Regions from separate parts of the Homo sapiens genome. Here region 1 is linked to region 2. A link is a loop called in an ENCODE intact Hi-C map of the cell type or tissue named here. Cell type or tissue: GM12878. All regions are shown on one strand. Links, peaks and the distances in the headings refer to the core of each region. The heading gives the core; the rest is flanking DNA.

Evidence for each region. A loop is a pair of places that touch in the nucleus more often than their neighbours do. Peaks named below come from ENCODE experiments on the same cell type or tissue, not always from the same donor. Only the 100,000 strongest peaks of a DNase experiment are listed, where the experiment ranks them.
Region 1: a loop joins it to region 2, with 2.5 times the contacts of the local background. A loop is called at or near these places in 1 of 110 quality-filtered maps.

The regions. Positions count from the first base shown.
Region 1 is chr12:81,951,382-81,960,007 of GRCh38, forward strand. LINC02426 (long intergenic non-protein coding RNA 2426) reads left to right here and starts at 2,338. Exons shown (of 3, transcript NR_110089.1): 1 at 2,338-2,774; 2 at 2,867-3,099. In GM12878, for the core only: no CTCF peak of the experiment used is centred there; a DNase peak (open chromatin) is centred at 4,563.
Region 2 is chr12:82,012,519-82,021,144 of GRCh38, forward strand. No RefSeq gene overlaps it. Among named protein-coding and RNA genes, the nearest start is that of LINC02426, 63 kb to the left of the region's middle. In GM12878, for the core only: no CTCF peak of the experiment used is centred there; a DNase peak (open chromatin) is centred at 3,253.

The DNA.
Region 1 (8,626 bases), core at 2,021-7,020, 60 kb before region 2:
TGTAGGTTAAGCTGAGAAGCTTAAATTTCATCTTGGGCACTATGGGGAGTCACTGGCAGAATGTAAAGAAGTAGAATAACAAGATTTGCATGTTATAAAATTTTCTTTACATGCAGTTTTATCTATTGATACATTCAACAAATATTTATTAGCATTTACTATAAGAAATGTGCAGGAAAGGAAAATGCGCAATAAGCAATAAAGTCAGGGTCCCTGCCCTCATGGAGTTTATGGTTCCCCCATAGAGACAGGTAATCAATTGTTTATTACTCAAGGAGACCAGCTGGGAATCTATTTATTTCAATAATCATGGTAAGAAGTGAGGAGGGTCACAATTGAGGCAGTAGTAGCAGAAGTAGAAAAGAAAGGATGCATTTTTTTTAAGATAGGAGTAGAAGTAACAAGATTTAGTAATTCTGATGACCAAAACCCAGATATGATATTCTAATAATAACTATGTAGCTGATAAAGAGATTTCACCTACTGAGTGGACATTCTATACCAGGTACTGAAACAAGCACTCTGTTTTACTGAATGCTTGTGGAAACTCTGCAAAAATTATTTGTCAATTTTATCAGAGACTGAGGATGTGATAGATTTCAAAAATGATTTTAACACTTTGCACAATCTCCCATCAAAAGACAGAGCCTATTTCCTCACAAGGCTTGGTCTTGTGGCTTACTTTGATCAATAGGACACAATGGGAATGACATTCTACCAGCTTAGTCCAGCCCTGTCTCGTGGGCCCTTCTTCTGTTGTATCCCCATTACACAGAGCAAGTATAAGTGATAATAAGACCAATAAATAAAACATGGAATGAACCTCATGCATAAAGATTTCCTAAATTTTGTAAAACTTTTCAGGTTCCCCAGAAAAGACCTTACTATTACATAAGTTTTAAATCACATATTCTCTGTTTCTTGGTCCACATCACTCCCTACCTTGCCATCATGACACCTTAATTCCTCAGGAAAACTGATTGCCCATTTGGATCAGGAGAAAATGCTAATGTACATGAACAAATCAAGAAATATCGGCACCTTTTAGGATCCTCTGTTAAGTTCTTGGGGCACAAGCAGTGAACCTCTGATGATGTTTCATAGAAATCTATGAATGTAATTCTATGGACTTGTAATAGTTTACCATAATAACCATGAGCCAAGAATTCTGCTCTTTGGAGCCATTCATGGAATAATACATCAGAGCTAGAAGAGGAATTAAAGAAAATATATTCTAACTCTGTTCTTTTAAAGATGAGAAAACTGAAGTTCAGAAATATTGTCACCAGCCCAAGGTCATACAATTCATTAGTTAGAAAGATGGAATCAAATACAGGTCTTCTAAAAACTCTGACTAATGCTACTGCAATTTAAAAATAGTGCTGCCTCCAATGAATAATTGGTTAATAGCAGGGAAAATCAAAATGGACGCTTTCATCTCCCTAGGAAATTTCAAATCCTACAACATTAAAGTAAAACTAAATGAAAGGAATCTAAACAACGAAAGTACAAGAGAACATATTTTTAAAAATGAAACAGTATTTCCTTAACAAGCTACATTTCAACACTTTTCTTGAAAAGCAAAAATCAATTTTTAGATAGTTCACTAGTGAGGTAAAATTCAGTTGAGACTATTTTTAAGTAAAATTAAACATTCAATAATAGGGTTTAAACACTTTGAAGAAGTTCTTTTTAAAAATGTTGTAGAGGTATAATTAAAGCCTAAAAAAGAAACATTAGAAGTAAAGTGATTGTGATCATTCTCTTTCCCCAGGTAAGATAATCTCCAATAATCATTTTATCCTTAACTAATAGTAACAACTTCTGAAGTTTAAACAATAACTCTTATTTAACCTGCAGTTTGAGAAATACATTTGAACTACCTAAAAATATCATAAATTCAACTTTTTCTAAAGTTCTCTAAATTGTGCATCTAATTGTCTCATTCTCACAATGGCAGTTTTGGTAGTTTTTACAATTAAGGGATAAAAGTTTTCAAGAACTTTTTGAAAGTTACATAGGAGACTTGGAATAAATATAAAAACAGAACAGAGCTGGTGATTCAGTAGCTATATTGTGGGATACCCTTCCAGCCAACACCTTTCTGGGAAGCATCCTCAGACCCAGACTGATGAAGGAGTGGGCAGCCTTCTGTGCAACTTGTGACTTTCCAGCTAGCACAGTTGATGAGAAGAGAAATGAGCATATATTTCAAGATAAGATAATCTTATTTTCTCTCTTGGAAATTTATATTTTGAGATTCAGGGACACGACTTGCTGGCATTGGTTCTTGGAATTATAAGGTATTGTTCAACTGCTGTTAGAACTAGTGTCATAGAAACCTAGATTCACCATGAGTCATCAAGGGACTTAAAGACAGACGTATCTGGAGAAAAAGAGAATAAAGCTGAACATGCAGCCTCCAGCCCCAGAGAAAGACTGAGAGAGAACAGGAGAATAGAACCTTATTAGACACCAGATGTATTTCCAGCAACTGGGTTCCTTGAAATTTCTCTGGTTCATAAGTGCTTCACAGACATAATGGGCTAGTAAATTAGGTCCTTATTTTGGAACAAATTGAGAGATATATTTGGAAGTATGACAGAGATCAAGCTGTCAGCTTTAATTGGAGATAAAAGCTAAGTTGGAGAAGGGCATACTGCTAATAATTCACCCCAGATTTGTCAGATTTACCTACCCCATCACAAGCCCAGTAAAAATCACAGTATAAAGGCAAAGATAATGCATCTCTCTGCAGTCAGGCCAATTTCAAAGTGAGAGAAGAAAGAAATAGGTGATCTATACATATGCAGTGTGTTCTTCCAAATCATCAAATAATAAGTGTTGCCTCTCTTTTTGACACTAGGTCTCCTCCAAGATATTCTTATGTAACTACTCTACTTGTCACCTGGACATCAGGACTTTGGAAAACTTCCCAAGTGTTTCCATTGTGCAGGCTGTCATGAGAATATCCTCTCTCGGGAAGACTTACTAGAGAAAGAAGTAGCCATCACCAATCTTTCAAGCCTTTTGCACTCTTACCTATTGGATTTGAACAACTTATGTAAGGTCATCTTGGGTTATGATTGTCCCTCTCAGGTAAGATGTTAGCATTTTTGTCAGGACTAGTTTGCTTCCAAACCCAAGAGGCTCCAATCAAAATACCAATGACTTCTCCCTGGATTATCTGTGATCCTCTAACTCATAAGGAATATCCCACAAAAAGCTTCACAGCCCATCAAAAAAAAAAAAAAAAAAAAACAACTAACTCTAAGGTTTTCTCAGTCCAAATTATATACCCTTTACTATTTCCCAGCTAAAATTATGTCAACCTGTATTTCATTATATCTCATCAAGTTTTCTGCAATAAGATTAAATAACTTTATGATATACCAATGATAAAATAACAGCAAAAATATACTCCATATTTGATATTAATCCCCTTCCATTATGAATTTCATGGAAAGATTTAAAAATGTTCAAAGAAATTTTACATTTAAGATATAAATATTTTATTTAAGTAAAATAATTTGAAGCCTAAAGAATTTAAAGTTCTTCTCAATTTCTTATTCCATTTCATCTCTGCAAGAAGTCTTGATACTTGAAGCTATAGTATGTTTCACCTGTTATAAAAGCTATGAATGCCATAGCACTAATAAAGTTGAATTTAGCCACAGTCTCTCATGTATCTCATTAAAAAAAGAAATCAAAGATTTCTGGCGGGGTACAGAGGCTCATGCCTGTAATCCCAGCGCTTTGGGAGGCTGAGGCAGATGGATCACCTGAGATTAGGAGTTCAAGACTAGCCTGGCCAACATGGGGAAATCTTGTCTCTACTAAAAATTAGAAAATTAGCTGCGCATGGGGGCGTGCGCCTGTAATCCCAGCTAGTCAGAAGACTGAGGCAAGAAAATCATTTGAACCTGGGAGGCAGAGGTTGCAGTGAGCTGAGATTATGCCACTGCACTCCAGCCTGGGTGACAGAGTGAGACTCCATCTCATAAAAAAAAAAAAAAATTCATGCCATAAAAAATCAAATAATTAATAAAATATATCATAGTTTCATAGCCCTGGACCATTTCTGACTAATTCAGATAACCAGCCAAACCCCAATACCTAGACATTTCTTCATAAAATTTTGTTACAATAACATACTTAGTATTGTCATTAACCAGTAGTTCTCATTCCTAAATGTGTACTATAATTGTCTTATATACTCTTAAAAAATACTAGTATCTTACCCAATAACAGTTAAATCAGCATCTTTGAATGAGGAATTTGTAAAGATGTAATTTTTAAATCTCTCAAGGTTTTTTTAATTATTTTTTAGTAGCCTTAAAAAAGGCAGTTCTAAGTTTACAGGCAGTTGAGTGGAAAGTACAGGGAGTTCCCATATTGCACCAGTGTGGTAACTTTGCTACATTGATGACACAATTTTGATGAATAATTATTAACTAAAGTCTATAGGTGACACATTCACTCTGTGTTGTACATTCCATGGGGCTTAACAAATATATGACATATATCCACCATTACTTACGATACAAAATAGTTTCACTGGCCTTAAATTCCCCTATGCTCCAACAATTCATTCTTTTTTCCCTCCACTGGAACCCCTGGCTGGCAACTACTGACGTTTTCTTTTGTTCTGTCTTCACAGTTTTGCCTTTTCCAGATGAATTACCTAGTTGAAATCATTCTGTATGTAGCCTTTTCAGGTTGGCTTCTTTCACTTAGCAGTATGTATCTCAGGTGTCTTCATGTCTTTTCATGGCTTGAAAGCTCATTTCTTCTTTTTTTTTTTTTTTTTGAGACGGAGTCTCGCTCTGTTGCCCAGGCTGGAGTGCAATGGCGCGATCTCGGCTCACTGCAAGCTCCGCCTCCCGGGTTCACGCCATTCTCCTGCCTCAGCCTCCCGAGTAGCTGGGACTACAGGTGCCCGCCACCATGCCCGGCTAATTTTTTGTATTTTTAGTAGAGATGGGGTTTCACAATGTTAGCCAGGATGGTCTCGATCTCCTGACCTTGTGATCCGCCCACCTCGGCCTCCCAAAGTGCTGGGATTACAGGCGTGAGCCATCGTGCCCGGCCCATTTCTTCTTATTACTGAATAATATTCCAGTGTCTGGATGAACCACAGTTTATTTATCCATTCACCTATTTAGGGACATCTTGGCCCAGGGTATTTTAATGTCCAGCCAGAGTTAACCTCTGCCATAGACCATAGCAGAAACTCAATAGCATCTGAAGGAAGAGGAAATGGGGAAAATCTTTATTTTAGTCATAGTGAGCTGTCAGGCAGTCAGTTGCAGTGCACAGTTAAACACTTGTGTGAAACACAATTGAGTGAAAGTTCTCATTAAGGGGTTAATATTTTTCCATAAGCACCTATCATTTTAGGGGGAAGCCACCTACTCAAACTGTCTTTTCATGCTGCCATTTGAGCTACTGCTGCCTTCTTGCAAAGTCTAGAAATTTACACTGGTAGCAGCTCCAGTCACCATATGCTGTTTTACTCCCTCCCTATCTCACCTCTAAATTTAATTTAATCCCTCTTAATTCCATTTATTTTTTGAGCTCTGTGCTTTCACACTTCCTTGTGAGCAAGCATTTTAGTCCTATGCTTTAATTCAGTCATTTAATAAGGGTAAGCTTAGAAATTTTTGAAATCTGTGGCACAGGAAAGAATTCCCCTAGTCCTCTCATTTATTTGAACTGGAGAATCACCTTCAGCATATTTCTAAGGTAAACTTGTTCTGTTTTTTTTTTTTTTCTTTTTCTGTAACTTGTGACCCCAGAAGCCTAATTTGTACCAGCTTTTGCCATATGCTCCTCAGCTTTTGAAAGTCCCAGATATTGTGAATCATTTGTTTTTGTTGTTTTTGTTTTCAAACAGCTTTACTGAAAATAATTCACGTGCCATACAACTTATTCATTTAGAGTATACCATCTAATATTTTTCAGTCTACTCACTGCTGTGCGGCCATCAGCACAATTAAATTTTAGAACATTTCAACCTCCTAAAAAAAAAAAAACCTTGTTCCCATTAGCAGTCAATCCCTATTCTATACCAACCCTAAGCAACTTACTAATATATTTCATTATTCTGGCCATTTAATACAAATATGTTCTTTTGTGATTAGATTCTTTAACTTAGCATAATGTTTTTAAGAGCAATTGTGCCATAGCATGAATTAATACTTCATTTCTTTTTATTGCCAAATAATATTCCCTTGTATGGATATGCCAGATTGTATTGACACACATTCATCAGTTGATAGACATTTGGGTTATTTCCACTCTTGGGCCACTATGAATAGTATTGTTATGAATAATCATAAACAAGGTTTTGTATGGATATATATTTTCATTTCATTTGCATATATACATTGGAATGGAATTGTGGGTCATATGATAACACTATGTTTAACTTTTGAGAAACTGCCAGACTGTTTTTCATAGTGATTGCACCATCTTACATTCCCACCAGCAGCATGTAAGTGTTCCAATTTCTCCATATCTTTGCTAAAGTTGCTGTTGTCATCTTTTTTATTATAGCCATCCAGTAAGGGTTAATAGCATCTTATTGTGGTTTTGATTTGATTTTCACTAATGATGTAGAACAACTTTTCATATGCTTATTGGTCACATGTATATCTTCTCAGAGAAAATACCTATTCAAATCCTATGACCATTTTAACATTGAGTTACTGTCTTCTTTATTGAATGGTAAAATTCATTTAAATATCTGGATACAAGTTATTTATCAGACATATGTTCTCTCATTCTGTGGTTTTTTTTCCCTTGAGGATATAATTTGAAGCACAAAAGTTTTAAAATAATATGGTTTATTTTGTTTTTTTTCCTGCTTATGTTTTCAGTGTAGTATCTAAGAAAGTTTCCTAACCAATGATCATTAGGATTTACTCCTAAATTTTTTCCCAGGAATTTATAGCTTAATCCCTTATATTTAAGTCTATGATCCATTCTGAGTTTTTATGTTTTTGTTTGTTTGTTTCTTTGTGTTTATTTGTTTTTTGTTTTGCATATGATTTGAGGTAAGGTTCCAACTTTATTCCTTTGAATGTGGTCATTCAGTTTCCCCAGCAGTGTTTGTTGAAATGACTATTTTTTCACTATTTAATTTTCTTGGTACATTTGTCAAAAATAAATTGACCATATGTTTGTAATTATGCCAGTACCACACTGTCTTGATTACTGTAGCTTTGCAGTAAGGGTTGAAATCAGGAAGTATGAGCCAAGATCGTTTGACTATTCTGGGTCTCTTGCATTTCCTCATGAATTTTAACTTCAATTTGTCAATTTCTTCTAAAAAGCCAGCAAGAATTTTGACAGGGATTACATTGAATATTTCCACCAATTTAGGAAGTATTGGCCATCTTAACATTATTAATCTTTCAATCCATAAACATGAGACGTCTTTCCATTTATTTAAGGTTTTTTTTAATATCTTTAAGCAATGTTCTGTATTTTCTAGGGCACAAATCTTATACACCCTTTTGTTATACTTAAATATTTTGTTCTTTTTTTATGTCATTATGGTTGGAAATGTTTTCTTAGTTTCAAATGCATAATTTTCATTGTTAACCTATAGAAATAATTGATTTTTAGAAATTGATCTTTTATTTTTCAGCCTTCACAGGTTTTTAGTGTAATCCTTACAATTTTCTGTATATAAAATAACATGATCTGCAAATAGAGATAGTTTTACCTCCTTCTTTCCAATTTAGATGCCTTTTATTCCCTCTTCTTGCCTAGATGCCTGGGCTGGAAACTCCAATACAATGTTAAATCAAGGTGATGAGGTTGAACATCTGTGTCTGGTTCTTGATCTTAGGGTGAAAATATTCATTCTTTCGCTATTAAGTATGAGGTTAACTGTGGATTTTTTGTAGATGGTCTTTACTAGGTAAAAATGAGTGTTTTATCATGAAATGTAGTTGTAGTACATCAAATGTTTTCGAAATAACTGTATAATATTTTGTCTTTTATTCTGTCAAAATGGCTTATTACATTAATTAATTTTGGATGTTAAATCAACCTGTGTTCCTAGGATAAATCCTACTTGTTCATGTTGTATAATCCTTTTAATATGTTATTGGATTTGGTTTGTTAGTATTTTGATGAGTATTTTTGCAAATATATTCATCAGCGATACTAGGCTGTAGTTTTTTTCTTCTAGTTTTAGTATCAGAGTAATATTGCCCTCATAGGATGAGTTGGAAACTGTTTCCAGCTCTTCTATTTGTTAAAAGAATTTGTGAAGTATTTATAGTAGTTTTTCTTTGAATGTTTGATAGATTTCACCAGGGAAAACATATGGTACTTGGCTTTTCTTTCAGGAAGTTTTAAAATGATCAATTCAATTTTTTGCTTATTATAGACCTATCTGGAATTTCTATTTATTCTAGAGTAAGAGTCAGTACTTTGTGTCTTCCAAGAAATTAATTCGTTTCATGCAACTCATCTTGTTGGTTTATAGTTGTTTGTAATAGCATTCCCTTATAATCTTTTTATTTCAATACAACAATAGTAACATTCCTTTTTCATTCTTGATTTTAGTAATTTCAGACTTCTCTTTGTTTTTTATTCTTGGTTAGTTCAG
Region 2 (8,626 bases), core at 1,312-6,311:
TGGTCTAAGCCAAGTTTCATACACTGCTCTAAACCGATGTGTGACCTGTTTGGTTGTTATAAGCAGCAGTGAAATTAAGCAGATAATATGGATGGCATTCAAAATATACTTATTGACTGATACCCATCTCTCTTTATGCATGTATGTTAATGGTACAATTCTTTCAGCCATTTAAGTTTGTGGGCTCTGGTTTAAATTTAGGAGTAACAGAAGAATTAGAGAGGAGAGGTCACATGTTTTTCCCTTGCTGCCTCAGTTAAAGTTGATTTTCCAAGAACAGCATGTCTGTGATGTTTTCCTTCATCATTAATAAACACATTAATATTTTCCATAGTTCAGATAACAATTTTGAGCAGTATTAGAATTATGAACATCTATGCTGTAAGGCCATTTTAAATTAGAAGCGTTTGAATCCCAGCACTTTGGGACACCGAGGCAGGAGGATCACTTGAGCTCAGGAGTTCGAGACCAGCCTAGGCGACATAGGGAGAGTCTGTCTCTACTAGAAATCAACAAAATTAGCTGGGCATGGTGATATGCACCTGTAGTTCGAGCTACTTGGGAGGTTGAAGTGGGAGAATCGCTTGAGCCTTGGAGGTTACAGCTGCAGTGAGCCATGATGTCCCATTGCACTCCCAACTAGGCAACAGAGCTAGATACTCTCTCAAATATATATATATATATGAAATAACCATATATATGGGTTTTAATGGATATTGCTACTCAGAGTGTTATTTATTTCTTGAAGATTATCAGTACTTCATTATATACTAAACATTTAATTCTTGGGTTTATTATTGATGTCTTCTGATCCTACACAAATTATTTAGCATTTAACTTTAAGTCACATTCCCTGGCAAACAATTACTAGAAGAAGCACAGAAAGATGTTTCACAATCAATGAGCCAATTTTAGGCCAAGCAGTCAGTGAAATCCAAACGTGAGAAATCAATCCACAGTTTGAAGAAAACAATGGAAAGCCTGATGTAAGTTTATTTTATGATAACTACTTTGTCCTTCACAGTGAGAAATAGTTGAGAACTGTGGAGGTTATTATTAAAGGTACAAAATCCCATTCATCATGTACGTCTTTTTCAGAGATATTGATTTTGATGGCAACATTTCACAATGTACTTTGAAACCAAAATCTTCCCCAAATAGCATATTCTATCAATTCAACACAAAGAGTAAAGTGAAACAAATGCTACAATTCTGTGATCTCTACACAGAAAACAATTACGCAGTTATTTTCTGCTGTGAGATCATCTGTAATTGCAAAAGGCAAAAAAGTTTTTTTTTTCTACTTTGTTTTGTTTTTCACTCTTCTATTGGGAGAGAAAGTGAAACCATATTTCCACTAACATTATTATCTTCAACAAATATGTACTCTAACAGTATTGATAAGAAGAGAATTAAGATTTTTATTATTATTATTATTTTTATTATACTTTAAGTTCTAGGGTACATGTGCACAACGTGCAGATTTGTTACATATGTATACATGTGCCATGTTGGTGTGCTGCACCCATTAACTCGTCATTTACATTAGGTATATCTCCTAATGCTATCCCTCCTCCCTCCCCCTACCCCACAACAGGACCTGGTGTGTGATGTTCCCCTTCCTGTGTCCAAGTGTTCTCATTGTTAAATTCCCACCTATGAGTGAGAACATGAGGTGTTTGGTTTTTTGTCCTTGTGATAGTTTGCTGAGAATGATGGTTTCCAGCTTCATCCATGTCCCTGCAAAGGACATGAACTCATCATTTTTTATGACTGCATAGTATTCCATGGTGTATATGTGCCACATTTTCTTAATCCAGTCTATCATAGATGGACATTTGGGTTGGTTCCAAGTCTTTGCTATTGTGAATAGTGCTGCAATAAACATACATGTGCATGTATTTTTATAGCAGCATGATTTGTAATCCTTTGGGTATATACCCAGTAATGGGATGGCTGGGTCAAATGGTATTTCTAATTCTAGATCCCTGAGGAATCGCCACACTGTCTTCCACAATGGTTGAACTAGTTTACAGTCCCACCAACAGTGTAAAAGTGTACTTATTTCTCCACATCCTCTCCAGCACCTGTTGTTTCCTGACTGTTTAATGATTGCCATTCTAACTGGTGTGAGATGGTATCTCATTGTGGTTTTGATTTGCATTTCTCTGATGGCCAGTGACGATGAGCATTTTTTCATGTGTCTGTTAGCTGCATACATGTCTTCTTTTGAGAAGTGTCTGTTCATATCCTTCGCCCACTTGTTGATGGGGTTGATGTTTTTTTAAATAAAAAAGCTGTGCCTTTTCACAAACACAGATGAAAATGCCATTTCGACCTAAATTAAGTTGCTAATTGCATACATTATTTGTTTACATTGCAAAATCCTTAATGTGAGAAAAAAACATGCAATGAAAAATATAATTTGGAAAAAAGGATGAGGTAGCGGGGGGCTAAGGCTCAATTTTGCACAACTGAGCACAATATAACTAGAGCTGCAGCACAATTAATCACCATTAAAAGATAGTTTAATTAGATTGACTTCTTACGGTTAAAAAATGAGTATTTGTTCATTGGGTCATTAATATACAACCAGTTTTTATTAATACAATTTGTTCATAAACCTTGATTATATAGTGGGTATTTTCCTGTTAATTAATAACTGATAAATCTCCATTTCACTTTATATAGATATGGTCTAAAAAAACCCCAGAAATCTACCATCTTAATGCTGGAAAGGAGTTGTAATTTTACAATTGAGAAACCTCATGGCAATCTCTTGAATATTAATACTTAATATTTGTGGAAGGTTTTCTTTATGGCTGGCACTTAACAGGCTCTCTCTTATTAAGCCTCACATCAACTTCTGATCCAGTACCAATACTGGATTTACTTAGAGGGATTCAGAGAACTCAAGAAACCTATTAAATGCCACAAAACTTAACGTTAGTTAGGTTTTCACATTAACATTCAATTAACATTTGAATTTACATAGTTTAAGAAACTAAATTCTTAAAGAGTATACCATACTACCTTATAGCTCGCAATAAAAATTACAACCAAAAGAGTTATGTAGCATGAGAAAAGTGTAAAAAATGTCCATATCTGAAATCTCTGTCACTAGAAATTTTTTCATTTTTATTTGCTTGATGGCAGAAACCACCATCACTTTTGCAGCAACCTACATCCAGCATGTACTGCTCAAATGACCTGTGAATGAGTGACAAAGTTTTAACTTAAAACTGGTTAATATTCAACTATTTGTTTAGTGATCCTATGAACTAATTACCTTTAGTCATGAGTTGCTTAAAGACAGAGATTGTTCTGAGAAATACTTGGTAAGGTGATTTTGTCATTGTGGTTACCCCATAGACTCTAGAGTATGCTTACACAAACCTAGATGGTATAGTGTACTACATATTTAGACTATATAGTATAGCCTGTTGCTCCTAAGCTACAAACCTGTACAGCAGGTTACTTTGCTGAATACTGTAGGCAATTGTAACACAGTGGTAAGTATTTGTGGATCTAAACATGGAAAATGTACTATGAAAATACAGTATAAAAGATTAAAAAGAACACACCTGTATAAAGCATTTGCCTTGAATAGAGCTTGTAGGACTGGAAGTTGCTCTGGGTGAGTCAGTGAGTGATTGATGAGTAAATGTGAAAACCTAGGACATTACTGTGCACTACTGTAGACTTTATAAACATTGTATACTTAGGCTACATTAAATCATAAAAAATAAAGTATGCGATGATTTTACTATGGCTACAATAACACTAGGCAATAGAAATTTTTCAGCTTCTTTCAAATCTTATGGGACCACCGTCATTGACTAAAACATTGTTATGCAGTGCATGACTGTAATTGGAAGTTATGAGTTTTCTTCTTCCTGTATCTGTCTCATATGCCTTATGATAGGCTAATTTTTAAAAAGCAAGTCCATTTCTAGTTTAGAATTTTTAAAAAACTTTTCACAGGTGTATTAATCCATTCTTATGCCACTATAAAAAATTGCCCAAGACTGGGTAATTTATAAAGGAAAGAGGTTTGATTGACTTACAGTTGTGCATGGCTGAAGCAGCCTCAGGAAACTTACAATCCCGGCAGAAGGGGAAGAAAACACTTCTCTCTTCACATGATGGCAGGAAAGAAGAGTGCTGAGCAAAGAGAAAAAAGCTTATTATAAAACCATTAGATCTTGTGAGAACTCACTCACTATCATACTACCATGAGAACAGCAGTATGGGGGTAACTGCCCCCATGATTAAATTACCTCCCACCAGGTCCCTTCCAAGACATGTGGGATTATGGGATGATATGGTTTGGTTATGTCCCCACCCAAATCTCATCTTCAATTTTAGCTCCCATAATTCCCATATGTTGTGGGAGGGACCCAGCGGGAGATAATTGAATCATGGGGGTGGTTTTCCCCCCATACTGTTCACCTGATAGTGAATAACTCTCATGAAATCTGATGACTTTGTACAGGGTTTCCCCTTTTGCTTGGCTCTCATTTTCTCTTTTGTCTGCCATCATGTAAGATATGCCTTTTGCCTTCCACCATGATTGTGAGGCCTCCCGAGCCATGTGAAAGTGTGAGTCCATTGAACCTCTTTTTCAGTATAAATTACCCAGTCTTTATTATGTCTTTCTCAGCAGTGAGAAAATGGACTAATACATGGGAACTCCAATTCAAGATGCGATTTGGGTAGGGACAGAGAAAAACCATATCAACAGGTTTATTGAGTCACACATATACAAAAACTCACAAAAAAGCACATGAATTTGGACATCTACATACACCCATGATACCATCACCACAATCAAGATATTAAATATATCCATTGCCTACAAGAATAACGTTGTGTTGCTTTATGGGTTTGGATTTGTGCATGTTTTGATTTTTGTGTGATTTTTTTTTGAAGGGATAAGAAGAATACTTAATATGAGATCTACCCCCTTGAACTTTAAATATTGTTAACTACAGGTACTATGTTATACAGCAAATCTCCAGAATTTATTCATCTTATATAACTGAAATTTTACAACCATTGCACAACAGTTCCCTATTTTACCCTCCCCCATCAGGCCCTGGCTGATAGGGTTTGTCTCTGTGTCCCCACCCAAATCTCATCTCAAATCTTAATCCCCAGGTATTGAGAGAGGGGTCTGGTGGGAGGTGATTGGATCATGAGGGTGGTTTCCCCCATGCTGTTCTTGGGATAGTGAGTGAGTTCTCACGAGATCTGATGGTTTTAAAAGTTGCAGTTTCCCCTGAAAGCTCTGTGGCTCTTGCCACCTTGTGAGGAAGGTACCTGCTTCCCCTTCTCATTACGCCATGATTGTTAGTTTTCTGAGGCCTCTTAGCCATGTGGAACTGTAAGTCAATTAAACCTCTTTTCTTTATAAGTTACCCAGTATTGGGTAGTATCTTTATGGCAGTGTGAGAACAGAATAATAAAGAGAATTGGTACTAGCAGAGTGGGGTACTGCTATAATGATAAACTGAAAATGTGGAAGTAACTTTAGAACTGGGTAACAGGCAGAGTTTGGAACAATTTGGAAGGCTCAGAAGAAGACAGGAAGATGTGGGAAAGTTTGGAACTTCCTAGAGACTTGTAGAACAGTTTTGACCAAAATGTTGATAGTGATATGGATAATGAAGTCCAAGCTGACATGGTCTCTGATGGAGATGAGCAACTAATTGGGAACTGGAGTAAAGGTTACTCATGCTATGCTTTAGCAAAGAGACTGGCAGCATTTTGCCCCTGCCCTGGAGATCTGTGGAACTTTGAACTTGAGAGGGATAATTTAGGGTATCTGGTGGAAGAAATTTCTAAGCAGCAAAGCATTCAAGAGGTAACCTGACTTATGCTGAAAGCATCCAATTATATGCGTTCACAAAGAGATGCTTTGAATTGGAACTTAGCAAAGCATAAAGGTTTGAAAAATTTGCAGCCTGACCATGTGGTAGAAAAGAAAAACCCATTTTCTGGGGAGGAATTCAATTTTGCTGCAGAAGTTTGGATAAGTAACAAGGAGCCAAATGTTAATAGCCAAGACAATGGGGAAACATGTCTGCAGCATATGACAAAGACCTTCACAGCAGCCCCTTCCATCACAGGCCCAGAGGCCTATGAAGGACAAATGGCTTCATGGGCCAGGCCCAGGGTCCCACTGCCCTGTGCAGCTTTGGGACATGGTGCCCTGTGTCCCAGCCACTCCAGCTCCATCCAGTGCTAAAAGGGGCCCAAGTACAGCTTGGGCCATTGCTTCAAAGAGTGCAAGTCCCAAGCATTGATGGCTTCCACCTGGTGTTGTGACTGCAGTTGTGCAGAAGACAAGAGTTGAGCTTTGGGAACCTCCAGCTAGATTTTAGAGGATGTATGGAAATGCCTGGATGTCCAGGTAGAAGTCTGCTGCAGGGGCAGAGCCCTCATGAAGAACCCCTGCTAGGGCAATGCAGAAGGGAACTGTGGGTTTGGAGCCCCTACAGAGAATCCCCACTGGGGCACTCCCTAGTGAAGCTGTGAGAAGAGAGCCACCCTCCTCCAAACACCACAATGGTAGATCCACTGACAGCTTGCACCATACACCTGCAAAAGCCACAGGCACTCAGTGTCTGCCCATGAAAGCAGTGGTGGCTACCCAAGCTACCCCTTGCATCAGCATGGCCTGGATGTGAGACATGGAGTCATTAGGATTTAAAGACTTCCCAGCTGGGTTTCAGACTTGCATGGGGTCTGTGGCCCTTTATTTTGGCCAATTTCTCCCATTTGAAATGGGAATGTTTACCCAATGCTTGTACCCCCATTGTATCTTGAAAGTAACTAACTTGTTTTTGATTTTGCAGTCTCATAGGCCAAAGGGACTTGCTTTGTCTCAGATAAGACTTTGGACTTGACTTTTGGGGTAATGCTGAAATGAGTTAAGAATTTAGGGGACTGTTGGGAAGGCATGATTGGTTTTGAAATGTGAAAGGACATGAAATTTGAGAGGGGCTGGGGCATAATGATATGCTTTGGTTCTGTGTCCCCACCCAAATCTCATCTCAAATTGTAATTCTCACATGTAGAGGGAGAGACCTGGTGGAAGGTAATTGGATCATGGAGGTGGTTTACCCCATGCTGTTCTCATGATAGTAAGAAAATTCTCATGAGATTTGATGGTTTTAAAAGTGGAAGTTTCCCCTGAAGACTCTCTCTCTACTGCCACCTTGTGTGGAAGATGCCTGCTTTCCTTTTGCCTTCCACCATGATTGTAAGTTTCTTGAAGCCTCCCAGCCATGCAGAACTGTGAGTCAATTAAACCTCCTTTCTTTATAAATTACCCAATCTCAGGTAGTATTTTTATAGCAGTGTGAGAATGAACTAATATATTGGCAAACACCAGTCTATCCTTTGCTTCTAAGTTTGAACATTTTAGATAACTCCTATAAGTGTATCTAAGAGGTATAAGTGTATTAAATACACTTATAGGAGGTATCTAAAATGGTCATACTCCTATAAGTATAATGGCTATACTCCTATAAGTGTATCTAAATCATGAACAATTTGTCCTTCTCTATCTTATTTAACCTAAAATAATGTCCTCCAGTTTCACTCATATTGCAAATGTGTGTGTGTGTGTGTATACATATATATATATATATATATATGTATACACACACACACACACACATACCACATTTTCCTTATTGATTTATCTGTAAATATTTGGGTTGTTCTCATATTTTGTTACTATGAATAATGCCATAATGAATATGGGAACACACATATTTCTTTAAGATCTTGATTTTTTCTTTTTCTTTCAGATACATATTTCCACACTGTTTTTCATAGTGCTTGGACCATTTTACATTCCCACCAACAGTGTATAAGGGTTCCATTTTCTTGTGCTTTTTATTCTGCACTTGATCAACATTTTCATTGTTTATGCCATCTTGTGTTTAATTTAACTCACACAGTTACACAAATGCAAGATATAAAAATTGTATTAATGAGGCAATATGTGCCTCAGAGGTTCAATTATTATTGGATCTTTTGGGTCACAAAGCCCAAGGAAAGGATAGTGGGCACTACAGCATACACCTTTCCCACAGAGACCTCTCCTGCTAAAACCCACTCAAAGTTTATTATGCATTACTTAGCGAACAGGTCAGGGCAGCACACTGACATGTGGCCTGTATTATTGCCAAAATCCAAAGAGGCTCAACAGGGGTTGTTCTTCTTTGTTCATGGTTGAGTGGCATATGACACAGAAATTTGCCTTTTACTTTAGAGAGTATTCTGGCATGCCCCAGACTTCCTGGACTTAAGGATCAAGATATGAACATCTTCCAAATTTTATGGAGGAATTTTTCTCTCATTCTCTAGCATTCATGTTTTACTAACCATTTGGGTACTCCCTATTTCATGATTACTAAATCCAACGGATCTGGGATGTAAATAAAATACAGAAAAACCAGTATATTCTCTAGGGCTACTCTAATGGAAAAAAAACTAAAAAGTAAAAGGGGAATGTTATGGTGTTGACTTTACTACAACAGAAGGAGATCAGCAATGAGTTTGACAGTTTATTTTAATTGGTTTCCTAAACAAGCCAGAATGAATATTGTCT